5 separate regions of the Homo sapiens genome follow, and all the other regions are linked to region 1. A link is a loop called in an ENCODE intact Hi-C map of the cell type or tissue named here. Cell type or tissue: mammary epithelial cell. All regions are shown on one strand. Each heading gives the region's core, and the rest is flanking DNA. Links, peaks and the distances in the headings are about the cores only. Region 1 overlaps FMN1 (formin 1). Region 2 has its middle 22 kb from the start of FMN1. Region 3 overlaps FMN1 (formin 1). Region 4 overlaps FMN1 (formin 1). Region 5 overlaps FMN1 (formin 1).

Region 1 (6,205 bases), core at 465-5,464:
GTGGGTGTCACCCCAATCCTACAGATGAGGAGACTGAATCTGAGGGTGGCTCAGGTCACACAGCTGATCACTGGCAGAGCCAAGATATGGACCCAGGGCTTTACTCCAAGTCTGAGACATTTTGTAAGATAACCAGACTGCCTCCATGGCTCACACCTCTGACCAGAAAAGAGTTGACTAGCAATTTTTTTTTTTTTTTTTTTTTTTGAGACAGAGTCTCGTTCTGTCGCCCAGGCTGGAGTGCAGTGGCACAATCTCGGCTCACTGCAACCTCCACCTCCCAGGTTCAAGCCATTCCCCTACCTCAGCCTCCCAAGTAGCTGGGACTACAGGCACACGCCAACATGCCCAGCCAATTTTTTTTGTACTTTAGTAGAGACGGGGTTTCACCATGTTGGCCAGGATGGTCTCATCCATCGTGATCCACCTGCCTTGGTGATCCACCTCGTGATCCACCTGACCTCGTGATCCACCTGCCTTGGCCTTCCAAAGTACTGGGATTATAGGCATGAGCCACAGCACCCAGCCTATTTTTTCATTCTTGATCCAAGTTCCTGCAAATTCAGAAAACCTTCCTCTTATGCCAGTTAAGATTGCCCTGCTAGCATTTTCTTTCTATTTTCATTATTTATTATAACTATTTATGTCATTGAGGAGAAATTCGTTGTGTTCAGAAGACTGTACAGAACTCAAAATATTGCCCTACATGTATATACATAAATATACACACTTCAAAACTAAATATATAGACAATTTTTCAAATGCTTAAGGTTAAGAATCAGTTTTATGAAACAATGTAGAAATATCAACAGAGATTGAGACAAGTTGTGGGCTGCACTGTAGTTTATTATAGCAAAGATCAGCAACCTAAGAATGAGATAAGGAGGTTTAAAAAATTAAGGTGATTTCATCCACTGGAGTATGTGCAAACATTAAAATTAATTTTAAGCAATTTTGATGACAAGAAAATGCTGTGATATAAGGCAATTTTGTTAATAGGTATATGCATTTTCAAAAGCCCAAATCATTAAGTGATAATTTCAGAGTTTTAGGGTTTGGAGCAGTTTTTATGTATTAGTTTTAAAAATAATTTGAGTCTCCAGTATGTATGTAATACCACACTGAATATTATTAGAGTCTGTATTCGTTTCAGAGTCAAAACACTTACATTTGCTTGTCTATTAAGATGTTTTGATTTAATTTTATTTATTTTATTTTTGGGCTGTTATAATTTTTAAAACTTGTACTGAGAAAAACTAGATGGGAGATTTGGTTCTATTTCTTACTAGCTGTGTTTCTTTAGCCAAGGTTACTTCAATTCTAGGCTTCAGTTTCTACATCTGTAGAGCAAACAATACTTGTGATGGTTGTCATAGAGTTGGTAGGAGAATCAGATAGAATAATGTCTATGAAAGAGCACTGTAAACTGTAAAAAGCTGTATTAGGCCGGGTGCGGTGGCTCATGCCTGTAATCCCAGCACTTTGGGGGGCCGAGGCAGGTGGATCACCTGAGGTCAGGAATTTGAGACCAGCCTGGCCAAATACAAAAAATTACAAAAAATACAAATACAAAAAATTAGCTAGGTGTGGTGGTGGACACCTGTAATCCCAGCTACTCGGGAGGCTGAGGCGGAAGAATCACTTGAACCCAGGAGGCAGAGGCTGCAGTGAGCTGAGATCGCTCCACTGCACTCCAGCCTGGGTGACAGAGTGAGACTCCATCTCAAAAAAAAAAAAAAAAAAAAAGCTGTATTAAAATCAGGATGTGCAGATGTGCATGGTTATTATTTTTATTGACTTTTATGGCTCTCTTTCTGAACAAGTAAATGTCAGCTGAAGATGGAAACAAGTGTTGAAAACGATCTCTAATCATAACTAGTCATTGATATACTTTCTCACTGTGTGTCAGTGTGGCCCAGACCACTGCATATTCTTCATGATCTCTCACAAACTGTGAACGTAATAATATGCAACACCAAGTGCTTGCTGCAGGAAATATCCTTCAAAAATACAACTACCCCACTGTGAGTTTCATGCAGAGAGATAATATCACTGTAGGCCACCTCCTCAAAGCAACCAGCCCGAGCAGCCATGAGGATAGGCCATCAGGAAACTGATGGGGAGGGGAGGTCTGAGCCCTGGAAAAGTGCAGTACAAAGGTGTAGTCAACACTTACTAGGTAAGTGGCCTCTGAGGGCAATGCAGCCTCAAGTGAGTGAAACATCTCTACCATGCTATTAAATGCTGTTTAAGTAGATGTGATAAAAGCATTTTAAGATCCCCAAAGAAAGATACTAGTCTGAATAGCACGGATCATTATTTTTCCACACCTGCTTTGACCCTCTCTACAAGAAGGAGAGAACAAGAACAAGATAAAGGCAGTCAAGTCCCAGGAAGTGCCCCGAAATGACCTTTGCCTTCCTTTCCACCTGGGGCAATCATTCAGACCAGTTAGGCAAAGGATCTAAAATAACATCTTCCACAGCTGGCTTGGAAGAAAGTCAAGAATTTTCTTTTCCCTCCTTTCTTTATTCCCATTACTCACTCTCTAAGTCCTCAGCTTGTCTCCCCTTCCCCCTCTTCCTTCTTTCCTGGCTGTAATATGCTTGTCTCAATTCTAATAATACCAAATATAAGCAGCTGAATATTTTCAATAAATCAGCACTTCTCCAAAACTACTCAACAGCTTCAGCTTCTCTATAACCACACTTCTCATTCCCGCTCTCTTGTACTACTGTAGTCTATCACTTTCAAGATGAAAGAATCAGCTAGTCTTTCTCAGAACTCAGCACGTAGGCTTCAGGCATAAAGAAGCTGCCTGTGTGCAACTGGCTCCTGTAAGGAATACTATATTTCTTTCCAATGTAGCCCACATCATGTCATTTGGAAAAGGAGCCTCAGACCAGAGCTGATTTAGAGCTCTGTAAGTCACAGAAAAGTGCCAGGTCGTTTGCAGTATTAATATTATATGCATGTATTATACCCAGGATACTCACCACACCTAAGAGCGGAGGGAAGAATTGCAACAGGAACATCCAAACCTGCAGCTTTCCAGCCTATTATTCTTCTTGGTGAGACATAAACCTAAAAGAACTTCGGGGGCCTTGGTGATTTGTTTCCTAGGAACACCTTTAATTTCCTTTTGTAATTTCAGACAGCACAGCCACTTGAACTCTTCCATCACTGTCTCTAGCTCCTCCCATGCACATGCCTGCCTGGACCTGTACCTCTTTGACCACATCTTCAAGATGTCTCCACAATAATCCAACCTGGAGAAGTCCAGAGGGGTTGTTAGTCTGTGAGCACACACCCCCCTCTACTGGACAAAACATGAAGAAACATACATGCCTGGGAAAGGACCACAGAATTCTGGAACAGAAAGGAATGCCTAATTAACTGCCCTCGCTTTGTAAAACCCAGGCCTACAGAAGTGCCCCAAGTCACAGACTTATAACAGGGATAGGGGGCCAAGCACTGCATCTCTTTGCCTCCCACATCAGGCACCATCACTACATAGAACTGTGTGTCCCTCAACAGTTAACTCACAAGGAAGAGGGGATTATGCAACTGAGTTCATGGGGATCTTTAGGTTATGAGTTAGAACCCTCCCAAGGCACAGCCATCAACAAAGAAGGAGAGTGTGTGGTTGAAAGAACAGTGCGCTGGGAGTCAGGGACTTGGTCTCTAGTCCCAGTTCCAGCACCTACAGCCTCTGCGACTCTGAGCAAGACACAGTCCCTGAGCTTCTCAGAGATCAGTCTTCTGGTCTCTAAGGAACCTCTCACAATATGAACACAGATCTATGGTTCTCTGTAAATGGCTGGGCCAAAGAGTACGAACAGGGCCATAGAAACTGTAGAAGAAAGAGCATTAACTGGAGTGCTAGAGACCTGTTTCCTAATTCTGGCTCTGGTGCCCATTAGCTACTTGACCTAAGGAAAGTCACTCTCTGGAACTCTGGCTTAGAAATAGAGATGAGGCTAGATGACCTTCTCAACCCCACAGTTTCTGTAATTGTGGCTAATGATAACTGTAAGTATGAATGCTTTCTTCAAAGGATCCTAAAGCCACAGGGGCATGTTGATACATCTTTGGGACAATGGAAGGAACATTAACGTTTCTACCCGTTTTATAATAAATGTAACTAAGGGCAAATATATCAAACTATTTGCTCAGAGTTCAGAAAAGCACAATTAGGTGTGCCGACTTCCAACCTGTGCTATAGATGAAACATTAGTCCAGGATACTAAGATCAAACCACAAAGCTTTTATAAGCCATGCCAGCCATCTATAAAATGATAAGTAGACCTAATAAATTACAAAATTAGATAATTAATTCTACATCTCATTTTATTTTTTATTTATTTATTTTGAGGAAAGGTCTCACTCTCCCAGGCTGGAGTGCAGTGGCACAGTCATCGCTCACTGCAGCCTTGAACTCCCTCAGGTGATCTCCCACCTCAGTCTCCCAAGTAGCTGGGACTACAGGCACACAACACATGCCCAGCTAATTTTTTGTATTTTCTGTAGAGATAGGGTTTTGCCATGCTGGTCGGGCTGGTCTCAAACTCCTGGGCTCAAGTGATCTTCCTGTCTCGGCCTCTTAAAGAGCTGGGATTACAAGTGTGAGCCACTACACCCAGCCAATTTACAATTTTAAGTGGGATTATAGAAAATAACATAACAATTAAATAAAGAGACAAAACTGTGGCAAGGATGCCACTGGATGGCCCAGGGATGTCTCAGGAGGCAGTTGTGGGGGAGGATGCTGAGGTAACAGTTCCACCTCACCTCACCCCAAATTACCCAGTGAACAACCATCTAAATAAAAAGTGTGTGTTTGGCATGTAAATGCAGTTTCAAAACAAGTTCTCTAGCTGCCTCATCACCTCACCTTGCACCTGGCTGCTGCACTATGGGAGTTCTAGATCCGCTAGACATTAGGGGAAACAGTAGTCGATTGGGGTAGCCTCACAACCAACGTTTGGGCTGTGGGCCACAAAGTCAAGTGGAGAGCACCGAAAGGAGAAGAAAGAAAAGAACTATGATCCTACAAGTTGCTTAAGCTCTCTGACATTCAGCTATCTCACTTTTTCTGAAAAATTTAAAAATGGAAGGCCAGGTGCGGTGGCTCACGCCTATAATCCCAGCACTTTGGGAGGCCAAGGTGGGCAGATTACCTGAGGTCAGATGTTCAAGACCAGCCTGGCGAACATGGCAAAACCCCATCTCTACTAAAAGTACAAAATTTAGCCAGGCGTGGTGGCTTATGCCTGTAATCCCAGCTACTCAAGAGGCTGAAGCAGGAGAATCGCTTGAACCTGGAAGGTGGAGGTTGCAGTGAGCCAAGATCGTGCCACTGCACTCCAGCCTGGGTGACAGAGTGAGACTCCGTCTCAAAAATAAATAAATAAGTAGGAAAACATTTTGAGTTACAATGTTTCACAGCTAAAATAAAGGTAGCCTATACATGGGAAATATTTTGCTTTTTGAGTTTCTCCCTTCATATTATCTTCCAAAGCCCCGCTTTTTTTGGTCTCCCAAGGAATGTTTTTTAAGTGTCAAAATTCACACAAAATGTTTGACTTGCACTTTAGATGTTAAATATACAACTATTTGAGGATCTTGCGCTAGAAGGTTCTCTACATAAATTATTTTTTCAAAAGGCCAGTGTAACCTTTTGAGAGTCTTTATCATCTCACCCTTTTTCTGAAGTCCTGTTTTGTAAAAATGTGCCCTTAGAAATAAAGAGAATATTGATTTTGCAATGTTGGTACAAACTGGACAACAGCAGGAAGATCTCAAAATAAGATAAGCCACTGCACAGCACAGCACAGAATAACCCAGTTAGGGAGGAGAATGTCTGCTCTGTCAGTCTGTCTTCCCTGGCACTGCTTCTCGCTGGCATCAAGTAGGAAAGATCCCTTTCAGCTTGACACAAGTATGCACTGTCCTTCTGAAATATGAGAAAAGCAGTTCCCTCAGGAACAAGGAGGCCTCGTGCCAGAGGTTAGTGAAGCTGGAGAAACCGAGAGCTTGGCTGGCAAGGACTGTGTAAGATGGGACTCTCTCTGTTGGAATGCTAGTGGAATCAGTTAGGTTACTTCCCCAAGGTTATGCAATGTTCTTAAAATATACTACTTAACACTGGATAGAATTCTTATCGTGCATTGCGTACCAATACTAACTGTTCTATTCTATGAAC
Region 2 (6,205 bases), core at 430-5,429, 84 kb after region 1:
ACAAGAGCGAAACTCTGTCTCAAAAAGAAAGAAAGAAAGAAAAAGAAAAACCAAAAACCCAGGAACTGTAGGTCAGTAATTACGGATTGCACTAGGGCTTAGACACTGAATATTTCTTTGGGATGGGGTGGGCAATATAGGGGGAATAATCTTATTGTGTTAAAAAAAAAAAAAAAAGCAGCCGGGTGCAGTGGCTCACACCTGTAATTCCAGCACTTTGGAAGGCAGAGGCAGGCGGATCATCTGAGGTCAGGAGTTCCAGACCAGCCTGGGCAACATAGCAAAACCCCATCTCTACTAAAAATGCAAAAATTAGCCAGGCATGGCAGCGCATGCCTGTAATCCCAGCTACTCAGGAGGCTGAGGCAGAAGAATTGCTTGAACCCCGGAGGTGGAAGTTGCAGTGAGCAGAGATTGTGCCACTGCACTCCAGCCTGGGTGACAGAGCGAGATTCTGTCTCAAAAAAAAAAAAGGGGGGGGGCATTTCCTAGGACCCTCCAGAAGCAGTGTTCTCATCCAGAGAGCCTGAGAAAATAGCCTCTCAATTAAGATTAATATCAGAGCACATAAAGAATAATGGTTTCATTAAATATTCAATTATAAGCCAAACTCCTTTTCTCTGGCTGGAAATACCTTCTCAATCTCACAAAGATTTTGACATTAGAGAGTAAAGGACAAGAAGTACAGACAAAACAAGCTTATAAGAATAGTATGTATAAGATTCCTGTCATCTTTGTGTGGGACAGAAAATCTAAGGAAAAGAGCTGGAAGTTGGGTTTTCATGTATTTTTATTTTTACCTTCAAATTAAGTCATAAAATATCTTACTTTAGTTGTCTGGGAAGATAATGTAGTTCATTCCCTTGACTTCGGACCCATTCCGGATATTTCTTCCAGTTTTCTATATCCAGTTGTCCCTGTTTCCATTTTTAGGCGAATGGTATATGATGTAAGATTAACCTTCTCAGCCACATTTATGTTTCTTTCTCTGCACCTCACATTTATCCATTATGTTTATAGAGATATGATTACACTGATTCACTTTAGACCTCTTATCCCGTGTTCTATTTTAAGGTTTCATACATACACAGTAACAACAGGAGTAAATTTCTATAACAAATTTACTCAAAGACTTCCTGTTCTTATTTTCTTTGCCTTTTATCTCCAAATAAATCAACCACTGTGTAGTTTTCATTTTGCTGGAGCTTAACATTAAACTCTGATCACTAGTAAAATATGTATACTCCTGACTGTGGATCTGTGGCTTCTTCCTATATCTCCCTTGAATTTGAACGAGGACTCAATATAATCGTGAATATCATCATGACATTAATTATGGCAAATATGTGTTAGAAACCAACTGTCTGCCAGATACTATGCTTACTGGATGCGAGAATCTGCCATGGGCCCTGAGCATCCCTGTATGTTCTTGCTATGAATGCTGAGCTCTGACCACTCTCAAGCCAGGCCTTTTCTCAAGGTTGTGTCTGTAGTAAGTAACCTTGAGGGATGAGGTAGTGGCTGCTCTTGGAGAAGAAGGAGGCTTTTGTCCTGACTACGCAGTACTTACCATAAAATAGTGACTCCTCAAGCTTAGTGTCCCTCTGCTGTAACTCAACCCACTGTGTGTGCAAGCATCTATCACAGGCCTCGTGTTGCCTCCTTAGGACTTAGCAGACAGAGAACCAGTGCAAATGAACATGAAGCCCTGGCTGCAAGTAATAAAGTCCTTTGTTTCTGCCCCAGAAGTCTCATGTCTTCTGCTGGTATCCTGTGGCAGGCTAACTTGTTAGCTTCTAAGTAGGATACAATTGCAGGAACGCCTCCACAGTTCCTGATCAAAATTTATACACTGATCATCACAACTAATTCTCACAAAGCCCTCGCGAGACCCTTATCTTCCACTTGTCCAAAGTTGTCAATACTCTACTGATGATACTTTCCTTCATTACTAAGTCTGGGTCCCATTGTCAGTTCTCTTATCAGCACCCTGAACTCCATATGCTTCCCCTGCAAACACCAGGTAAAACCCACAAAGATGATCCAATCCCAGTGAAACTTCTCCACACCTACACTGTTGAGAGTAGTCCTGTTATGTGTGGTCACTGAAATCCACAATATCCAGACTCAGCTGAGCCCTTAAACCATTTATGATTTTCTTTTGCTTGTCCTTGGGCAGTTCTTCCTCTCACTCATCTCAGATGCTTAAACTTCACTATCTTCTCTAACTCCTTGGCTCCAGTGTTGTATTTCACAGAAAGCATCGAGATTCCCAGGAAATAACTCCATCAACTCCCATTCACACAGCCCTTAAAGGTGTATCTATGTCCCCCTTCCCCACCAGGACCCCCTTCCTTAAGAACCCAAGCTGTTCAAATCAAATGTCCCCCTCAACCCCATGCTTTTGATCTACTCTCTGCCTGTTCATTTTCATTCAGCTTATGCTTGAATTCTCCTCAGCATAGAAACATTCTCAAGACTCCTAGCCTGAAAATAGAAACCTTTTCTCCAGACTACTCCCTTTGGAACTCTTTCCTCAATTCTTCCCTTTTCACAGCCAAGATTACTCCTCCCCACCTCTTCACTGTCCACTCACTGCTCTACCAGGCTTCCCACACTTTGTACCACAGAAGCACCCTGGAAAAACTCAACCAAGATCTCCTAACTACCCAGTCCAGTGGATCTCTTTCTTCTCCACACACCTAAGTCATAAGGATGAAGGGAGGGAAAGGTTAAAGGTGTAGAGGAGCAGAACTGGGTTGAGCTACCCAGGTTGAGGGACATAACCAGCTAGTGGTAACCTTGCAGGGAGCGGCCGTGAGAAGAAATGCCCTGATCTCACTCTCCTTCCTCCCTCTTACCTGGTGTTTGTGCTCCACCATGGATAAACTCAACTGACAGCAGGGGGCCCTGTTTATCCACTTCATACAAGCCAACCTCCAGGTCTGGAGAGAGCAGGGTGGAAAAGGGTGAGTGCTGGTTGGGAGAGCCAGTGTCTCCTAAATCTTATAATCCCTCGAAGCACACAGCACAGCACAGCACAGCACAGCACACTGTGTGGCACTGTGTGGGAAGATCTTAGCTATATATATCTATATCTATATCTATATCTATATCTATATATATGTATATGTATATTTTAAATCTTTAATAAACCATCTAAATTCTTGTCTTTAGAGACAAGAAGACAGCTGGTTGACTGTTAAACCTTGTCAATAGAGGGCACTAGAGAGACATTGCCTGAGGAAAGAGTTTTACTTCCCAGTTCCTAGCCTGCTACTCACAGACTCACTAAAGCCAGGTAATTACATAGCATGTCTATTTACCTCAAGACTATAGGCAGGAGGCACTAGATAAGTATTATAGCAGAATAACAATGGATTTCTAGTCTTAAATTCTATTATGAGAATTCAATATTTCAATAGGACTGTCTTGCATGCTTGACCTGGTGCCAGATCATTTGCAAACATAGTTTCTTTGACCTTGTCAAAATCAATTGACATTATGGCAGAGAATTGGTGCTCCTGGATCTTCTAAAAATGGTGCAACTTGTAAATAGCTTTGAGAATCACAACTCACTAAAAAGAATCTATTGAGAGTCCTATGCCATAAACCTTCCAATACAAACCATAAAAGAATATGAGATAGGTAAAATCTAAATCCTTTCATCAAAAATAAAACAATTACAAGCAACACAGTAAGTACAAAGTGACACATTCCATTCATTACAGATGAATGAATAAACAAAGTGTGGCAACTATACAATGAAATAGCATTTAGTCTTAAAAAAGAATAAAAGTTTGATCCATACTACAACATGAACTTTGAAAACATTACACCAAGTGAAATAAGCCAGACTCAAAAGGACACATATGGTATGAATCCACTTATGTGAGGTACCTAGAATACTCAAATTCATAGACACCGATAATAGAATAGTGGTTATCAGGGACTGGGTAGAGATGAGGTGGACAGGTGAATGAAGAATTATTGTTTAAAGGGTGCAGAGTTTCAGTTTGGAAAGATGAAAAAGTTCTGGAAATGGATAGTGGTAATTGTTGCACAACATTGTGAAAGTACTTAATGCCACTGAATTGTACACTTTCAAATGGTTAAGATGGCAAATCTTATAAGTTTGTAGATTTTTGAGTATCATCCTTTTATCTCTGGGAAGAAAGGCACAAAATAGTTCCGTAAGTCCAGAATTGTACTGTTTTACCCAATAGGTGGATTACCTACATGATTTAAGGTAGCAGTGTCCAACAGAAATATAAGCTACACGGCCAGGCACAGTGGCTCATGCCTGTAATCCCAGCACTTTGGGAGGCCGAGGTGGGCGGATCATCTGAGGTCAGGAGTTCAAGACCAGCCTGGCCAACATATAGTGAAACCTGGTCTCTACTAAAAATACAAAAATTAGCTGGGCGTAGTGGCACACACCTGTAGTCCCAGCTACTTGGGAAGCTGAGGCAGGAGAATCGCTTGAATCCGGGAGGCGGAGGTTGCAGTGAGCCAAGATCACACCACTGCATTCCAGCCTGGGCAAAAGAGCAAGACTCTGTCTCTCAAAAAAAAAAAGAAAAGAAATATAAGCTTCATATGTAGCTCTAAATTCCTTAGAAACTGCATTAAAAAGATAAACAGAAAAATAAAAACAAGTAAGGTTAATTTTGATTGTATATATTATTTAACCTAACATATCTCAAATATTAACACTTCAGCATATAGTGAATGAAAAATTATTAGTGTTTGACCCAATGGGAGAACAAAACTAAAAAGAAAATTCCTAGCGAGATATTTAACATTCTTTTATATCACAATAAGTCTTTGAAATCTGATGCTTTTATACCTACTACACTTCTCATTTTGGTCTAGCCACATGTTGTTATTGGCTACTGTACAGAACAGAACAGCCTTAAGGGCTTCAAACAAAGAGATCATGTATTAAATAGAAGTATTTTGAATAATTTGAGATTTGATCCTGCCAAACTAAACTTCATTTAATGAAGGGGATATAAAGTCTCTTAGAAAAGCAAATGCTAAGGGAATTTATCACCAGCAGACGGGACCTACAAAAAATGCTTAAAGGAGTTCCAAACACGGAAACAAAAGAATAATATTTGCTACCATAAAAGCACATGTAAATACAAAGTTAACTGATTCTATAAAGCAATTACACAATTGAGACTACAAAGCAACTAGCTAACAACACTATCACAGGAACAAAACATCACATGTCAATATTAACCTTGAATATAAATAGCCTAAATGCTCCACTTAAAAGACATAGAATGGCAAATTGGATTAAAAAAAAAATAAGACCCAAACTTCTGCTGCATTCAAGATACTTGCCTCACATGCATTGACACCCAAAGTCTAAAAGTAAAAGGATAGAAAAAAAGAATCTGTTATGCAAATGGAAAACAAAAAAGACCAGCTTTGCTATTCTTGTATCAGATAAATTAGACTTTAAACAAACAACAGTAAAAAAAGACAAAGAGGCCAGGCACGGTGGCTCACGCCTGTAATCCCAGCACTTTGGGAGGCCAAGGCGGGCGGATCACGAGGTCAGGAGATTGAGGCCATCCTGGCTAACACAGTGAAACCCCGTCTCTACTAAAAATACAAAAATATTAGCCGGCCGTGGTGGCAGGTGCCTGTAGTCCCAGCTACTCAGGAGGCTGAGGCAGGAGAATGTCATGAACCCAAGAGGCAGAGCTTGCAGTGAGCCAAGATCGTGCCACTGCACTCCAGCCTGGGTGACAGAGCAAGACTCCATCTCAAAAAAAAAAAAAAAAAAAAAAACAGACAAAGAAGGCCATCTTATAATGATAAATGGTTCAATTCAACAATAAATTTAACTATCCTAAATATGAATGCACCCGGCTGGGTGCAGTGACTCATGCCTGTAATCCCAGCACTTTTAGAGGCCAAGGCAGGTAGATCACTTGAGGTCAGGAGTTCAAGACCAGCCTGGCCAACATGGTGAAACCTCATCTCTACTAAAAATACAAAAATTAGTTGGGCGTGATTGTGTGCACCTGTAGTCCCATCTACTTGGGAGGCCTGAGGCAGGAGAATTGCTTGAACCTGGGAGGCGGAGGTTGCAGTTAGCTGAGATCACCCCACTGTACTCCAGCCTGGGCTACAGAGCGAGACTCTGTCTCAAAAAAAAAAAAAAAAAAATTGCACCCAACATCAGAGC
Region 3 (6,205 bases), core at 708-5,707, 110 kb before region 1:
AGACATGATTAGAGGGTTGGGACTTTCAGTTCCACCTCCCAACCTATGGGGAGGGCAGAGGAGCTGAAGGTTGAGTCGCTCACCAATGGCCAATGATTTCATCACCCATGCGTACATAATAGAGCTTCCGTGAGAACCCAAGAGGACTGGGTTCAGAAACCTTCTGGACAGCTGAACACGAAAAGGTTCCCAGAGGGTGGTGCGCCCAAGAAGAAATGTAAGCTCTACGGCCCTTCCCCCGTACCTTGTCCTATGCATCTCTTCATCTGTATCCTTTGTACCATTGTGTCCGGAATTGGTGTGTTCTTGGTCTCACTGACTTCAAGAATGAAGCTGCGGACCCTTGCCATGACTGTTACGGTTCTTAAAGGTGGCGTGTCCGGAGTTTGTTCCCTCTGATGTTCGGATGTGTTCGGAGTTTCTCCCTTCTGGTGGGCTGGTGGTCTCGCTGGCTTCAGTGAATCTGCATACCTTCGCGGTTGAGTGTTACAGCTCTTAAGGCAGCACGTCTGGAGTTGTTCGATCCTCCGGTGGGTTCGTAGTCTCACTGGCTCAGGAGTGAAGCTGCAGACCTTCCTGGTGAGTGTTACAGCTCATAAAGACAATGTGGGCCCAAAGGAGTGAGCAGCAGCAAGATTTATTGCAGAGTTAAAGAACAAAGCTTCCACCATGCGGAAGAGGACCTGAGCGGGTTACCACTGCTGGCTCCGGCAGCCTGCTTTTATTCTCTTACCTGGCCCCACCCACATCCTGCTCATTGGTCCATTTTACAGAGAGCTGATTGGTCTGTTTTACAGAGAGCTGATTGGTCTGTTTTGACAGGGTGCTGATTGGTGCATTCACAATCCCTGAGCTAGACACAAAAGTTCTCCACCTCCCCACTAGATTAGCTAGATACAGAGTGTCCATTGGTGTATTTACAAACCCTGAGCGGGACACAGAGTGCTGATTGGTGCATTTACAAACCTTGAGCTAGATACAGAGTGCCAATTGGTGCATTCACAATCCCTTAGCCAGACATAAAGATTCTCCAAGACCCCACCAGACTCAGGAGCCCAGCTGGCTTCACCCAGTGGATCCTGCACCGGGGCCGCAGGTGGAGCTGCCTGCCAGTCCCACGCCGTGCGACTCCTCAGCCCTTGGGCGGTCGATGGGACCGGGCGCCCTGGAGTAGGGGGCGGCGCTTGTCGGGGAGGCTCTGGCAGCGCAGAAGCCCGGGGCGGTGCGAAACTCAGGCATGGCGAGCTGGAGGTCCCGAGCCCTGCCCTGCAAGGAGGCAGCTAAGCCCCGGGGACAAATCGAGCGCAGCACCAGTGGGCCAGCACTGCTGGGAGACCCGGCGCACCCTCCGCAGCTGCTTGCCTGAGTGCTAAGCCCCTCACTGCCCGCGGCAGGGCCGGCAGGCCACTCGGAGTGCGGGGCCCGCCAAGCCCATGCCCACTCGGACCTCTAGCTGGCCCGCAAGCACCGCGTGCAGCCCTGGTTCCCGTCCGTGCCTCTCCCTCCACACCTCCCCGCAAGCGGAGGGAGCCGGCTCCGGCCTCAGCCAGCCCAGAGAAGGGCTCCCACGGGTGCAGTGGTGGGCTGAAGGGCTCAAGTGTGGCCAGAATGGGCGCCAAGGCCGAGGAGGCACCGAGAGCGAGCGAGGGCTGCCAGCATGCTGTCACCTCTCACTATGCTTTCTAGTAAACCAGGAAATGTGTTTCCCTGAGCTCTGTGAGCAACTCCAGCAAAGTAACCAAATCTAAAGAGGCTGGGGGTTGTGAGAACCCCTACTTGAAGTTGGTCAGTCAGAAGGTCTGGAAGCTCAGACTTGTCACTGGCATCCGAAAGGGGGGCAGTCTTGCAGGACGGAGCCCTCAACTTGTGGTATCAAATACTATCGCCAGGTAAACAGTGTCACTATTGAATTGGGGAATACCCAGCTGCTAGTGTCCACTACAGAACTGACTGCTTGGGAAACCGACCCCCCCAACCCCCCCACCAGATTCGGTCACTATAAGACTATGTGGCCAGGCGCGGTGGCTCATGCCTGTAATCCCAGCATTTGGGGAGGCCGAGGTGGGTGGATGACTGGAGGTCAAGAGCTCCAGACCAGCCTGACCAACATGGTGAAACCCCGTCTCTACTAAAATACAAAAAGTAGCCGGGCGTGGTGGCAGGTGCCTGTAATCCTGGCTACTCAGGAGGCTGAAGCAGGAGAACTGCTTGAACCCAGGAGGTGGAGAGTTGAGGTCACGCCATTGCACTCCAGCCTGGGAGACAAGAGCGAAACTCCGTCTCAAAAAAAAAAAAAAAAAAGACACTATGCTTAGTTAGCCTCTTTCATGCATGTGCTCAGTGTCTCCGTGTGCCAGGCACTGAACTAAGCATTGTGTATATAAAAGAAACAGCACACATTTCCAACCTTAAAAGGCTTTCAGGATGTGCATCTTTGAAATATCTAAGAACTTTTGGCATTTATATTCCAGTATTAGCCCTTTAAGCCTGTGTTTTCTTAAAAGACTTTATTGTATTTCATTTGATCATTTTATATATGTTAATGTGAACGACTGGAACTTTAACAAATATTTAATCTGCTTTCACCTCTTTCTTTTTGGGCAATGGAGAATACTTCCTATGGCTTTAAGCCTTGGCCATATGACTTGTTTTGGCTAGTGGAATATAAGCTGACGTGATGTAAGGAGGGATTTAAATTTAATTGCATAGTTTGACTTGCCTCCGGTACTCCTGCTATTTCATGTAATTAAAACATATTCTGGGTGGCTACAACTCACTCAGCCTGGGTCCCAGAGAAAGATACATGGTGCAGACTTAAACCCTAGCCACAGTCAGCAGTCAAGAACAGCCTGAAAAAGCCCAAACCAGCTCAGCTGAACCTTAGTTGACCTTTACACCTATGCTAACAAATGCTTGTTACCGAAAGCTGCTGAATTTTAGCATGGTTTGTTACACAGCATTATTACAGCAATAGCTGATGAATACACTTGGTAAGTTTTCAGTCAAGTTAACAATTTAGAGACTCATAGCATTTTGGATGCTTCCAGCAACTGGGGTGGAGTCTCACCAACTTCTCTCTCTCTCTATGCATACACACACACACACACAGAGAAAAAGGTTTAAGGAAAGAGGATAAAATGGGAGACATGAATAGGCTTATATTGTTTAATACTCAAAAAATTAGTTCAGGACAGATATTGAGTCTTTATGTTCTGGGATGATGATATAAAAGAGGTACAAAAAGTCAGGAAATTCGTGGCTATATCTCTGACTTTTACCTGTATTGAAAAGGTATGTATTCAAGGCCTGAGACCATTTGATGGACACCTTACCATGGAGAAAACTGTCATTAAGTCCAATTCTAGCTGCCAATCCTGGGATAACCTGCCTTCTACCCTGTTCTTTTCTGTTACCCTTGTTTTATGTTCTATCATAATAGAGGTGCTAAGCAGTTTAAAATTCCATGAATATATGGTCCCTAAAACTTACAATCTCCTTTCTACCTATGTGGTTTTTAAAAATCATAGTCAACAACAGTTAAATAATGGCCACAAAACAAATCTTCTAGAAAAGGCACACACTTAACTAGAATAAAATTTCAACTACAATTGAAAGTAACCAACTCCTGTCACTAGGTGGCAGTCACAATAAAGTCATCCCTTGGTGGGAGGGATTGGTTCCAGGACCTGAGGATACTAAAATCCGTGAGTCCTTATATATAAATGGTGTAGCATTTGTGTATAACCTATGCATATCCTACTAAATCACCTCTAGATTACTTATAATAAATACCTAATACAACGTCAATGCTATGTAAATACTTATCTTTTTTATTTGTATGATGTTTTGGTATTTTTTTCCCAAATGTTTCCAATCTGAGGCTAGTTGGATTTGCAAATGCAGAATCCGAGAATACAGATGGTCAATTGTACTTCATACTGAAACTCGAAGTTTGCTATCAAGTGCCACAGCAAGACTTGAAGGATTGGGTATGGAGGGGAGGCTGGGGAGAGACAAGGATGAGCCAAACTGAAACAACCACTTTTCCTTGATTTGAAAAGTGGACTAGTATGGATATGGTAACTAGCTGAGAAATATCAGAACAAATAAGAGGAACTTCCAATCTGATGTTACTAAAAAAGTTAAAAGTGTCCCAACAGACCTCCAGTTGTTAAAGGTTCACATTTTTTAGCTCCCTCCTAAGCCTATGTAACAATGAAAATTATAACATAAAGCAAGTAAAAGACACAGACAAGTACCAAAGCAGAATTACGTATTTCAGAAATAGAAATGGGACAAACCAGTAAGTGGCACTTCAGGCCTGAAGCTCTGGCCTGCTGTGCCCCAGTTCCTCTGGCAGGCAGGGCAGGCAGGACATCCTGGAGTCAAGTTACTGCAGAGTAACAGGGACTGACAGCACTAACGTGGGGCAGGAAGCCAGGCCCAGACTTGTTGCCTAGAAAAAGGGACTGAGACACAGCTGTAGTTCCCAGATGGGAAAGGGAAGTTGGAAGAGGTTGTCAACTGCTGCCTGGGGGTCTTGGCTGGGGCACAGTGGCTCCAGCCTGTAATCCCTGTGTTTTGGGTGGCAGAGGGTGGGAGGATCTCCTGAGGCCAGAAGTTCTAGGTGGAAGTGAGCTATGATCGCACCACTGCACTCCAGCCTGGGTGACAGAGCAAGACCCTGATCCCCCTCCCCCACCCAAAAAAAAAAAAAAAAAAGAAAAAAAAGACCAAACCTCAAATCCATCTATCCCTGTCACCAGCCGACTAAATCTGCAACATTCACATACCACCTCAGGCTAGTGAACCCAATACGCTATTATAAGAGCGACTTAGTCTGGGGGTCTTACCTGGTAAGACAACTGCAAAACAAATAAGGGTAAAGGGGAAGGGGAGGGGGAAACTTAAAAAAAAAATCATCCTATAGATCACGAGCCTTCAAGCCAAACTTTCAAAACATAAGAAGAAACCTAAGCATCGAGATAGATAACACAATCAACAATTGAAACATGACATCACCCAATGCAAATTTAAATCTTAAACATATGAAAATATTTTAGTAATGTTTAGAATCCTTACCAAAATAAAGGCAAGAATAATAATCATCATAAACAATAATGATAGTAGCAACACACTAAGAGACAAGAAACAATAGTAGGTGATTGTAAAATTCTGATATATTAGAAACAAAATACTCAACAGACATTGAAATAAAAGGTGCAAAAGCTTAATAAACTCAGGTACAGTCAAGGAAGGAGTTTGTGAGTAAAAGATACTGAATAATTAATTGAAAGTGCAGCATGGTGCAAGAAAGGATAATAGGAAAGAGCAAATACTGAAGAGACCCTGGCATTGACACAGTGATAGAAAAAAATACCAAAAAATAGAGTACAAAAGGAAGCATATAAATAAAGCCAAGCAACATATGGAAACATAATACGTGATTTGAGGTTGCATTGAAATTTGTGGGGGAGGGATAGACTATTTTTTTAAAGCCACATTTAAGAAAAATATTCATACTTCAAAACCATTCACAAGAATCACTTTTAGTGATTCAGCTATATTAAAATATACCAGAATCGTGTCTGTTGAAAGATGGCAGGAGAAACTGATAAGCCACATAAATGGAGAAGACATTTGCAAAGCATATAACCAATAAAATGTTAGCATCCAGAATAAAGAAATCCTATAAATAAATAAAAAGGATAGCAACCATTAGAAAAATGAACAAAAGGACAGTAAATTTATGGAAGATAAACTCCAAATGGCTAATAAACATATAAACATACAAAAAGACACAATCTCACTTGTCCTCAGGACAGCGCAAATTAAAACTACAGGGAATACTATTTCACACCTATCAGATTTTTTTTTTTTTTTTTTTTTTTTTTTTTTTTTTTTTTTGAGATGTGGAGTCTCGCTCTGTCGCCCAGGCTGGAGTGCAGTGACGTGATCTCGGCTCACTGCAAGCTCCGCCTACTGGGTTCATGCCATTCTCCTGCCTCAGCGTCCTGAGTAGCCAGGACTACAGGCGTCCGCCACCACGCCTGGCTAATTTTTTGTATTTTTAGTAGAGACGGGGTTTCACCGTGTTAGCCAGGATGGTCTCGATTTCCTGACCTCGCAATCCGCCCACCTCGGCCTCCCAAAGTGCTGGGATTACAGGTGTGAGCCACCACGCCTGGCCCAGATTTAAAAATAT
Region 4 (6,205 bases), core at 450-5,449, 290 kb before region 1:
CAATACAGGCTACTTTTCTAGCTTATTCCTTCTTAGATGCCTCTTGGATATTGTCCATTTAATATGTTTGAGAAATATAGAGAGACAAAACACACAGTGTTTTAATCTCAGAGTATATGTAGTGTGTCCCTGGAGAAGAAGTCTCATATATCCAAGGGAATCATTCCATTATTTTAAAGTAAGGCTTGTATTTCAGATTGATCCACCTGGAACATGTAATCAAAACTCATGAACTTTAATATAAATTCCAGATTCTGGTTTCTTATCTATATTTTTGGGAACATAACATTGGTAGATAAACTAATTGAAAAAAATATTTTCAATGTTGATTTAGAAATGGCTTTTAACTATTTCTACACATTCCATCACTCCATCTCAGAAGAAGCGGAGTAGAAAACTGCAGCAAATGGGACTTTATATTAAAGTCCTAGGAAATATATTCTGGCTGATGTGATGGTTCTTGTGTGTTTCAGTAGGCATGTAACATGTGAATCGCTTTGTGGAACTGGGTTCGTGAGGCTAGTATTTATGAAGCTGTATATTTCCTTCTGTGTAGTAACACAGAGAGTGATTCAGGAGAATGAGAAAATCCTGTTTCCTGGAAATACCATCCATCCTGAAGGAGTTACGAGAACCAGAACAGATATGTATTTTGCTATTTATCTCACACTTAAAGATTATACAATCCATTTTCCTAGGGCAAGCACAAATGGTCAGTTTTATAAATCTTGATGGACTAAGTCAAGTAAAAAAGCCCACTAGTTAAGAGTCCAGATATCGAGAGACACAAATCTGAGGAACGATCAATTAGGACACCGTGGTAGCTTGTCTCCAAGATGTCCATCATCAGCTCTTTCCTTCCCTGCATGTTTGTGCTGTTCTCTAGTTGAACGGTGGCGTCTATTCACTCCCTTAAAACTGGACTGGACTGTGACTTCTCTGAACAACAGTGACGTGATGTTTCATTCCCAGTGTTTGAGAGGATAGGAAATTTCTAATTTCTTTTCCTTGGAACATTTGCTCAGGAAAAAGCCAGTAACTATGTAAGAAGGCTAACTACTGCGAGACCACCATGCTATGAGAAAGCGCAAGCCATGTGGAGTGACTGCACGGGCTCTCAGAGATGCCCAGCCAAGCCCCACCCTCCATCCACCCGAGCCGAGGCTCTGCAGCCTACAGATGATTTCAATTCCAGCCATAATCTAACTCCAACTTCACAGGAGACCTGAAGCAAGAACTAGCCAGTTAAGTCTAATCAACTCATTAAACTGTGAGAGATAGGCATACATTGTTGTAGCCTACTAAGTTTTGAGATGGTTGGTTATGCACTGTGGATTCCTATTACCAATCGGCTATAATTATAAAATATCCACTGGCAAATATAAGTTCCAGAGGCAAAGACTGTGTTCCTTTTGCTCATCATTGTATTCATAACATGCAGCACAGTGCCTAGAACACAGAAAGCCCTAAACTAATAATACGTAAAAGTTTGAAAAAGTTTATCTGTACTAGTATGAAAGAAAGACCCATAGTCAAACGGCTGACATTTTTTAGCAAGTTTGATGGGCACAATAACCTTATGGTGGTGGTATTACTACCTCTGTCTTTGAGATGAGGGAACCTCAGCTTTTTTTTTTTTTTTTGAGGAAGTAAGCTTCCCAAGCTCAGAAAGGTAGGGGAGAGGGCCAGGCATGGTGGCTCACACCTGTAATCCTAACACTTTGGGAGGCCAAGGCGGGCAGATCACCTGAGGTCGGGAGATCGGGGCCATCCTGGCCAACATGGAGAAACCCTGTCTCTACTAAAAATACAAGAAATTAGCCGGGCATGGTGGCACATGCCTGTAATCCCAGCTACTTGGGAGGCTGAGCCAGGAGAATCGCTTGAACTCAGGAAGCAGAGGTTGTGGTGAGCCGAGATCACACCATTGCACTCTAGCCTGGGCAACAAGAGCGAAACTCTGTCTCAAAAAGAGAAAAAAAAAAAAAGAAAGAAAGGTAGGGGAGAGATTTGAACTCAGATTTGTGCAATTCTAAAGCCAGCCTGTTTATTATAGTCTCCCAGGAGACTACAACAGAAACAATGAGAAAACAATTTGAAAGAGATGCAAAACCCACCCCTTGAATCTTACCCAGGACTATGGAGCTCCATTAATTGCTGTCAACACGCTGGAACCTATTTCACATGAAGCTCAGACCAATTACAATTAATGCCACAGTCATGACTACAAACTAGAAACCAATGCCAGAGGAAGCTTAAGTTAAAGAAAGCAACGATCACGCACATATATTATGTTAGCAATTAGGCTTAATCCTAGAATCGTGAAGCCAAAGAGAATATATTAAAGAGAGAACAGTGCCCTCCTGGGAAGAAGAGCAATTTCAAATAGACTTTTTAGTGGCTTTCTACATTACTTACTTGAATATATTATGCTCCCCTAGAATTACTATATTACAATTACTCACGCCACATTTTATTTATTTCAGCAAGGAAATGGGATGGTGCAATGAGCTCAGTGGGCAGACGGTTTGGTTATTTCAATGAATAATTTGAATGTCAACAAGTTGGTGGATGCTAAGATGAAAGGGGAAGTAGTAAATAGCAAAGGTCTCAATGCCTGACTCTGAGATGGAGTAAGGATGAGCTATCAGGACTGGCACTTCACTTCTAAATGTTGAGCACTCAGGTTTTGCTAAATTTATAAAAGCACATGAACTAACTAACATCGCATATTTCCTTAACGAGAAGACCAGTTTATCTCTGTTTAAAACAGTTCTGATCTACTCAAATACACATTTTTAATTTTCACTGAAAAATGTTATAAATAAATCAAAATTTAAATAAAAAAACTGGGAGGGAAAGGTAGATCTACTTCTCAATTCAGAAGATTAATAAAAGGATTAAGGAATTAAATAATCACATTCTCTAGCCTCAGCTCACGACTTTTTCAAGGCTCAGTTTCTCAATAAATGGAAAAGCAAATTCTCATTATTCTCCCAATCTGTTTGAAAGCAGAGCTGGGGTGTTACAGTGATTAACAGTTATCAAGGCCCATTAAAGTTGTTAATTATAGTGGCGTTCACTATCTTTTTCCATCATTTTTAGCTATTGAGACAGGGTCTTTGTGGATCCCAAGGATCATGTGTTTGCAGTTCAATTCAGCAGCCACTAGGTGGTAATATTGTTGATTTTGGTAGCCATGAAGTGTGATCTATCAGACCTGCCCTCTTAAATGGAATTATGTACATCCCTTATATCATCAAGATGTAATTATAGAAATAATTATACTTTAAAATATGTAAAATATTTTAATTGTGAAAAATATAATCCCTTATAAAAGTTCCATGCATATCTGGTACCTTTTAAACTTATGCTAATTCTACTTACCTTTTATTCTAATTATACACATGACTATCTTCAAATTATACATATAACAAAAATAAAGTGTCTGGTCTTAACAGAAATCCAGCTTATATTCATTGCTTCTGGCTTATTTTTAGAAGAGATGAAAAAGATGCACATAACTTTCCTTCTAAAATTATGGCCGTCCTCTGTAGTAAATAATTATTTGCCACTTGAACTTGGAACCACTGCTATTCGCACCATTGGGTAAGTAAAATTTCTGTGATTAACTTTCTGAGACCCACTGTCTGAAGCATCTGATAAGATTTGACAAAATCACGTAACAACAGCAGCGGCTGATATACATAGTGCCAGGTTCTGAGCTAACTGCTCCACATACATTAGTCCTGCGTTCCTACTAGAGCTGCCACAACTCATTTAAGGCCAAATGAACTCAGCAGAAGAAACATACCCGTATTATTTGAAGGAATGAAAAGATCTTTCCAGAATTGGACATTGTCTGCGAAACTATGTATTATATAACATGTATTATGCACAATAACTCCCAGAAGGCAATACAGGTGTTAAGCTCTTTCATTATGAAGAAGACAATAACTGTATAAATCAAAGAGAAGTCTTGTGATAGCATCTTTGATCAATCACTGATGAAAACCTTGCCATAGTTGTCAAGAATCCAAAGAGAAAGTGGTGGCTAGGCCAATAATTACGTGAGGCAATTTATCATGAGAACAACCATTATGCAAGATGCAGAGCTCAATACTGATTCCATAAAATACTTAAATACTTGTCACTGCAATTCTTTACTAATTACAATGGAAACTTTGTTGTTATTGTTGGGAAAGGTAAAAGAGGACCTCTATTAAGACCTCAGAAAAGGAATCTTTGAGGTTAAGCTGTTACCCAAGGTTAAGGCAAATCTACTATTCTGATACTTTTCTCCTTTAGATGATGAAACAAATATGCTTATTTCTATTTACCCCTAGGGTCCTGGGACTCAAAAGAAACCAAGTGGTTCTCTAAGTTAGTAGGATGGCACAGTAACAACGCTGGGATTGAGCTCACCCTGACCCTGAGTAAGTTACCAAGACCCTCAGACTCAGTTTTCTTATCTGGAAAGTTAGGAATGAAAAAAATCAGTTTCAAAGGATTGCTGCAAAATTAAATGAAGTGCTATGCACCTGTTGAAGTCAAGTATAGCATGCTCCCCAATCACCCCCCAACACACACACCAGAACTAACAATTCAGGAAGGAAATTTTCAGTATATTGGTGTTTCTCACAGAGGGTCAAAGTGGGACAATAAGAATGCCTTAAATGTAACACATTGTATTTATTAAAGCTTTATAGTTTATATGGTGGTTTCCCATGTATGTTATCTAATTTCATCTTCATAATGACACTGTGTACTAGATATTACTATTCCCATTTTACAGACAAGAAAAAAAAAAAGGCCCCAAGAACTTAAAATCCTTTGCAAAATCACATAGAAAGGTTAAGTGGTGAACCCAGTGTTCAAACCTAGGTCTTCTGACTTCAAGCACAAAGCTCTCTCACTACATTCAGATCACTTAAAAACACAACATTTTATTGTGCCTATCGTTAATAAGACTGTATTGCACACTTAAGAATTTGTTAAAGAGGGTAGAATTCATGCTAAGTATTCTTACTAAAATAATAAAAGTTGTATGTATGTAGAAAAAAGTATTGCTTAATCTAATTAAACTAAACAGCTTCTGCACAACAAAAGAAACTAGCATCAGAGTGAACAGGCAACCTACAGAATGGGAGAAAATTTTTGCAATCTACCCATATGACAAAGGCCTAGTATCCAGAATCTATAAGGAACTTAAATTTACAAGAAACAACCCCATCAAAAAGTGGGCAAAGGAGATGAACAAACACTTCTCAAGACATTTATGCGGCCAACAAACATGAAAAAAAGTTCAACATCACTGATCATTAGAGAAATGCAAATCAAAACCACAATGAGATACCATCTCCCACCAGTCAGAATGGCGATTAAAAAGTCAAGAAACAATAGATGCTGGTGAGGCTGCAGAGAAACAGGAATGCTTTTACACTGTTGGTGGGAATGTAAATTAGTTCAACCATTGTGGAAGACAGTGTGGCGATTCCTCAAGGATCTAGAACCATAAATGCCATTTGACCCAGCAATCCCATTACTGGTATATACCCAAAGGATTATAAATCATTCTGCTATAGAGATGCATGCACACGTATGTTTATTGCAGCACTATTTACGATAGCAAAGACTTGGAACCAACCCAAATGCCCATTGATGATAGACTGGATAAAGAAAATGTGGTACATATATACCATGGAATACTATGCAACCATAAAAAAGGATGAGTTCATGTCCTCCTAGTTTTTCCAAAACAAACTAATGAAATGTGAAAAGGGTGAATTCACAAGGGGCTATACATAGAAAGAAAGAGCCTGACTGACTTGGCTCCATCCTCTACTTCTACCTGGGGACATTTCCAATCATCAGAAAGAGGTTAATGCAATTGCAGCTCCAGAGTCTCATCAAACTATCTTGGATTCTGCCATGATGAAAGGGAAATGAGGAGATTACCCAATAACACCATCATGAGGTTGTCCTTAGTAATACTTCAATTCTTACATGGTTGAGGGCCTACTCAAAGTTGTAAAAATCAGTTTAAGGTATAGTCCCCTGTTCTACCAAAGCAAGCAAATAAACTGGTTCCATAACGTTGAAAAGATGTAGGGGTGTGTGTGTGTGTATGTGTGTGTGTGTGTGTAAATATCTGCTGCTGCTCTAGGAAAGACCCTGTAAGAGTTAATGATACTTATCTGACAAA
Region 5 (6,205 bases), core at 867-5,866, 180 kb before region 1:
GATCAAAATGCCCAATAGGTTCCATCTGGCTGCTTCTGTGGGTCAACGTAGAGTCTCACGTCCGTGTCAAATTAGCTTTTCCACCCTCTTCTTTCCCTTGCAGTGAGAAGCTAAAGGCAGTCCTCCCCACACTGTACTGGGGAACTCCCAGGCTCTCCCACTCACATGTAAGGGGCTTGGCGGCTAAGAAATCCAGCTGGAAGCGAGCGAGCATGATTTGATTCACCCGCTCTTCAGAGTCCAATCCCTTTTGTCATTCACTCCACTGGAGGGGCCCCCTAAACCTCCAATCCCGTTTGTACCCCACCTAGGAGATCTGATAATGGTCCTGGCAGAGCTGTGGCTTTTCGTAACTTCTGGCAGGGGCCTCGCTGACCCATAACATGACGACACACATGATTTCTTCTCATACTGTCTTTGTAAATTGACCATGGCTAACCTTGCTGCCCTAATCAGATCAATCAGAATAACATTTTTTTAGCTGCTGCACACAGGAAGCCTCCTGGGCTGAGGCATAACTCAGAGTCAGGCTGGGATACAGAAGGCAGATTTTTGAATTTCCAATGGTCTCAGGTTTCCTTTGCTTTTATCACAGTTGGTGAGCTTTGTAAGGTCCGTGTTTACAGCCATGCAAATTAGCCTCAGCTGGAGGGAAATCAGGTCAGGTCTAAATGAAATGAAGCTCTGGGTCAAAAGTATTTTATCAAAAATTGGAAGTGTGGCCATAGCACTGGGGTCCAGCCAGACTATCCTAGGAAGTAAGTGGACAGTTTTGTCTGGTGTAACCTGAGCTCCAGGCCTCTCGACCGTGGAAACTCTGCTAGGAGACGGAGGAAAAAATGGTGGAGGGCCACCCCAGCACAACGGGGGCTGGCCAGTTCCACCACTGGCTGCTGCCGCCAAATGCATTTCTGTTATGTAAGGACAACTGCAAAGAGAGAATACTGTATACCGGAAGGTGGGAACATTGTGGTTTGAGTCTGGTTTGCAGTATATCCCATGCCGCTCATTGACTAGGTAAAAATCTAAATTCACTGTTTCAATCTTACACACACTCAGTTTAAAAATGTATGTGGGAACGTATCCACATTCAGCTAAGTTCTGAGATTTTGCATCTGGAAAGCATATTTGCAAATTTTCACTCCAGATGCCATGTTAGGTATAGAAGTTAAGGTCAGAGGGGTTACATGACTGGACATACAACAACTACAACAACTAATAGTTACCTTCAAGACGAGATCTCTGGCTGCTAATTTCCACTGCAGTTTTCTCTATCATATTTCCAGTACTTCAATACCCCCACTACATAAAAAACTTGGTTTGTTTAAAAATAACTCTCCAATATATATACCTTACATTTGGGGGATTATTAAAATCAGAACAATTATTTCCTGAACCCCCATGTACCTATGGCTCATACAATATGCTACTGATGGTTTGAGACAGCTCTATCCATCTGATTAGGCCTGGATCTGAGCGCTAAGATATTGCTCAATGTGTAATACCCTCATCTATCTGCCTTCTAAAAATAAAATGAAAGTTGGCAGATCTTGAGTGTCTTCATCTGCAAAGAAGTCATGACCAGATCCTTGGAATTCATATAATTAAAGTTTATCTTTTGACAGATGAGAAACCTGAGATCGGAGAATTTAAAGGACTTGTTCGGGATTCGATATTTGGTTAGGGTCAGAGTCAGAATTAGAAATTATGTTTACTGACACCAAAGCTGGGCACTTTTTTCACTATACAATGACCAAAAAATAAAATTCAGTCTTGGCCAAGTGAATTTAAAGTCAGAACTTGCAGTTAAATGCAGACGAATGCCCATTTATCAAGTAATTAACAACACAAGGCTGGGCACGGAGGCTCACGCCTGTAATCCCAGCACTTTGGGAGGTCAAGGTGGGCGGATCACTTGAGGTCAGTAGTTGGAGACTAGCCTGGCCAACATGGTGAAACCCCATCTCTACTAAAAATACAAAAATTAGCCAGGCATGGTAGGTGTGCCTGTAGTCCCAGCTACTCTGGAGGCTGAGGCATGAGAATTGCTTGATGAACCTGAGAGGTGGAGGTTGCAGTGACTAGGCAACAGAGTGAGACTTTTTGTCTCAAAACAAACAAAAAAATAAGCTGTGGGGTTGTTGCTGGAAACATTCCTTTGCTCTTTAGAACTATGTGGTACTACGCAAGTTGCCCAACCCCTCTAAACTCCAGTTTTCTCATGTATAAAACAGGAACAATAATAGGAACCGTCTCACTGGGTTTTTGATCAAATTAGTTAATATATGACAGGCACTTAACCAAAATTCCTCATTTAGCAGTGGCACTACTAGTGATATCTTTATTTTTTAATCTCCACTTGAATGACATCAAATAAATCCAAGGTCATTGAGACTTCTCTGTTCATATTAAGCATGTGCCTGTGAGGGCATGTGCAGGGGCTGTTCTGACTATCACATACATGGGAGATGTGTGTATTTTGCAAAGCACTTACAAGTTCACCTTCAAAAGCATCCATGTGACCTGGACTTGCAACCGAAGTATACATATATGATCTTTCCCTATTCTTGTTACATCTTCACATACTTCTAGCTTGGAACTGAAGGCCAGAGGACTCACTATCACCATCAAGGTCCCAAGCACAGGCGCTCAGCCTCATCCTGTTGTCTAGCTCCAACCCCGTAACAGAATCTCAGAAAATGGCCTGGATTGAGGATAAATGAATGAGATTTGGGAAAATATAGGCGAGACTTCAAAACTTCCCTCAACGAGAAGATAAATATTTTTTAAAGCATAAATATTTAGAATGGTTCTCTCATAGCATATCCTGTACTTTTTTGTGTTTTCCAAACAGATAACCCCAAATCTATATTCAAATAAACTTTTGCTTTTCACTCTCTTCCGATATGGAAGATTTTAAAGATGTGTGTGCGTGTGCGTGTGTGTGTGTGTGTGCGTGCGCGCACGTGTCTGTGTGTGTGGTGAGAAAGGAATTCCAGAATCAGTCCCAAAGACGCTAACTCTAATATTCCATATATTTTTATACTGCAATCATTCATTCTAAGCACTGGAACCATGGCTACTAATGATTTTTTTTCTGCTAATACCTTCAAGTCTTTCTAATATGCAATTGACTCCCAATACTCTGTGTGGGTAATTTGCTGTGAAATTTGGCCTCATGGTCCACAATAGAGATATGAGAAGACTAAAGAGAGAGCTGGGGGCAGTTACTCTCTTCCAGGTTCCTGTTCTGGGGGTTCTAGGATCCATGCAACTTTTATCTTTGTATCTCAGCATTCTAAGGTGCCCTCTTGTGGTGTGGGGTAGGAAAAGAGCATCCTAAATGCAGCTGGCTGGAGACACAAATCCAGATCAAGTTACTGTTGAACAGCCAACAAGAGAAACATGGTTGAACTCCAAGAATAATACTCAGATGCAGCATTCTGAAAGAATCATTGATATTCATATTTGACAAGTCCTAACCACTCTTTTTTTTTTTTAAAAAAATAAGCAAATAAAATAAACGTACAACTTCTGGGGCTGTCTCATTTCCAAATAAAATTTACAAGGTGGAATTTTTGTAAACTGGTGCCTGTCATGGAGCTCCTGTTTCCTTTCAGTAAATGCGGCCAGTCAGGAGTCCTTAAACTGAAGAACAGGAAAGCCCTGATCATTCCAGATATCACTCAAGAAATCGGGACAGAGCGCTAGTTTAGGCCCCCAGGTCATATATTAGTACAATCAACACATGGGCAAGTTATTTCACTCACTTCTATAGATGATAATCCCTAACCCCATTGCTCAGTTGTCAACACGTGAAAAACGTAAAGGGGTAGACAAACCTATCACCACCCTCATATAAAAAAACTAACGCACATTCCTTACACCGAGGGAGCCCAGAGAAATTATCTTTGTACACCAAAGCTGAAATAATATAAACTTGGAAAGCAATAGGTTATGAAAACCCTATAAATTTATGTTCAGGCTTCCAAACAATGTTCTTCTTCCACCCTTCTCCCCTCCCCAATAAACTGAGACATAAAGTCTGGGATTTGAGAATTACAGCTATGATCCTTGCCAAAGTGACCAAATTACAATCAATGCTGAAGGCTTTTGGCACCACAAAATTTCAACAGACTAGTATCTGCTGAACCATCACAACCCCCTTCCCCCAAAGTGTTTGGGGAATAGCCATTATCTCATTAATTCTTAAGAAATATCTATTAAAAAGACAGAGACAGAGAGGGAGACGGGGAGAGAGGAATCCTTTTACATATCTTACAGAAGAGGAAACAAACAGAGATGATTTATAATTTAGTCAGATCATGGCATCTCAAAAAAGGAGGAATATTGGCAGATCATGCTGATTTTCAGAATGTCGTTGGGCAAGTTTAAAACACAATTGGAAAGTTTATCAGAGCAGTTCTTTTTTTTTTTTTTTTTTTTTTTTTTTACAGGAACCAGGAGAAAGAATCACAGACAATGAAGGTGGATTTCTGGCTCCTTGTCAAGGTGCTGACCTACCTTGCTCAGGAACAAATGTCACTTAGAGACAGTGTAAATATGACATATTGACAGGGGAAACTCTTTATCTTTCAGTGAAAAGAGACTATACAAACACGATATGTACTACTAGATGTCCGAATGTATCACTAACGGAAGTTGTGGGATACTTCCATGAATATCAACAAACAAGAATAATCTAGAGATTCCCATTTGCAAATAGTTTTAGGAATTGACACATTAATGCTTTAAGACCTTAAAAACCTTGGGAATCAAAGATGTTTAAGAATTTCTTTCCAAAGCTTTCACATTAGTTCATAAACTAAGAGATTAATGCAAAGAATACTTAACGTACTCTTATAATTTCATATTATACTTATAATAACCATATTAAGGGGGTGTTATTCCCAATTTCGTAGAGAAGAAATCAGTGTGAGAAGGTTAAATGACTTTTTCTGAATGTTACGAAAGAAAAAAATAAGAGATAGTAGCAAGTGGTGGTGGTTCCATTGACAGCTGGTATCTTGAGCTCTGGTTCTTAATTTGGTTACTGCCATGTTTGTCGTGGCAGAGTGGTCTAGTATCACAAATGAGAATGGCACCTATCTAAGTATGCAATATAAATTTGTAATAATTAGTAATAAATTTATTTTATTATAGCTAATATTTTAAATGGAATTGATAAGGTCAAAGAAAAACACCAGCTCCAAATCTATATATGCCTTTTGCTGGAGTTACATAGAAAGCACATCTTTTTACTCAAAGATTTGGCTTCCTATTGGAAGACTCTGAAGAAAACCATGGATAATTACACAATGTAGGAAATACTTTGGATATGCAGAAGTGTGGCTATATTTTGTTGATGTTTTTAATAATGGCTACTCTCATTCATAAACTTCAAATAAATCACCCGAATAAAAGTTGATACTATCACCAAGGTGGCAAGTTACCATTTAAATAAAGGGGAAATGCAGACACATGCTGATGAACAAGTGTTCATCATCATCAATGTCTTCCCAGTTAAAAGTGTACAAACCCCTACAAGTCACTTTATCTTTCTCGGTCTTAGTTTCTTATGTGCCATATGAGAGAAATAAGATGATGGGTAAGATTTCTTCTAATTCCTAGACTACATGATATTACAGAACAGGATCCCTGCCTAGTTTGAGAAGATATACATACATACATACATACATACATACATACATACATACATGCTTAAACAAGTGCCAGTGATATGAAATTTAAATACTATTTTAGTAGTTGAAGCTAGAAATTAGTATCTGAGTTCCACAGACTCTTGATCATTCTGTCCATTACTTCTGAAATACAAACGTGAAATGTGCTGAGGGATGAAGACCAGCTCTATTTAAGGGATATTCATGGCTGGGTGCAGTGGCTCACGCCTGTAATCCCAGCACTTTGGGAGGCCAAGGCAGGTGGATCACCTGAGGTCAGGAGTTTGAGACTGGCCTGGACAATGTGGTGAAAGCCCGTCTCTACTAAAAATATAAAAATTAGCTGGGCGTGATGGTGGGTGCCTGTAATCGTAGCTACTTGGGAGGCTGAGGCAGGACAATCGGCTTGAACCTGGGTGGTGGGGGTTGCAGTGAGCCGAGATCACACCATTGCACTCCAGCCTGGGCGACAACAGTGAAACACTGTCTCAAAAAAAAAAAAAAAAAAAAGACATTCATATTCA

Evidence for each region. Hi-C counts contacts between places; a loop is a spot of excess contacts. Peaks named below come from ENCODE experiments on the same cell type or tissue, not always from the same donor. Only the 100,000 strongest peaks of a DNase experiment are listed, where the experiment ranks them.
Region 2: it touches region 1 in a loop (2.9-fold over the local background); 7 of 110 quality-filtered maps call a loop at or near these places.
Region 3: it touches region 1 in a loop (9-fold over the local background); 55 of 110 quality-filtered maps call a loop at or near these places.
Region 4: it touches region 1 in a loop (20-fold over the local background); 6 of 110 quality-filtered maps call a loop at or near these places.
Region 5: a loop joins it to region 1, with 4 times the contacts of the local background. A loop is called at or near these places in 2 of 110 quality-filtered maps.

Annotation. Positions count from the first base shown.
Region 1 is chr15:33,129,604-33,135,808 of GRCh38, forward strand. All of the region lies in intron 4 of FMN1 (formin 1), which reads right to left. Among named protein-coding and RNA genes, the nearest start is that of FMN1, 62 kb to the right of the region's middle. In mammary epithelial cell, for the core only: a CTCF peak has its summit at 3,316 (motif pointing left); DNase peaks (open chromatin) are centred at 2,498 and 3,258; H3K27ac peaks cover 681 bases.
Region 2 is chr15:33,213,234-33,219,438 of GRCh38, forward strand. No RefSeq gene overlaps it. Among named protein-coding and RNA genes, the nearest start is that of FMN1, 22 kb to the left of the region's middle. In mammary epithelial cell, for the core only: a CTCF peak has its summit at 3,221 (motif pointing right); no DNase peak of the experiment used is centred there.
Region 3 is chr15:33,018,356-33,024,560 of GRCh38, forward strand. All of the region lies in intron 6 of FMN1 (formin 1), which reads right to left. Among named protein-coding and RNA genes, the nearest start is that of FMN1, 170 kb to the right of the region's middle. In mammary epithelial cell, for the core only: a CTCF peak has its summit at 3,621 (motif pointing right); DNase peaks (open chromatin) are centred at 3,656 and 4,426; H3K27ac peaks cover 978 bases.
Region 4 is chr15:32,841,161-32,847,365 of GRCh38, forward strand. The region is part of intron 17 of FMN1 (formin 1); the gene reads right to left. Among named protein-coding and RNA genes, the nearest start is that of GREM1-AS1, 130 kb to the left of the region's middle. In mammary epithelial cell, for the core only: a CTCF peak has its summit at 3,170 (motif pointing right); no DNase peak of the experiment used is centred there.
Region 5 is chr15:32,952,873-32,959,077 of GRCh38, forward strand. The region is part of intron 9 of FMN1 (formin 1); the gene reads right to left. Among named protein-coding and RNA genes, the nearest start is that of GREM1-AS1, 240 kb to the left of the region's middle. In mammary epithelial cell, for the core only: a CTCF peak has its summit at 3,311 (motif pointing left); no DNase peak of the experiment used is centred there.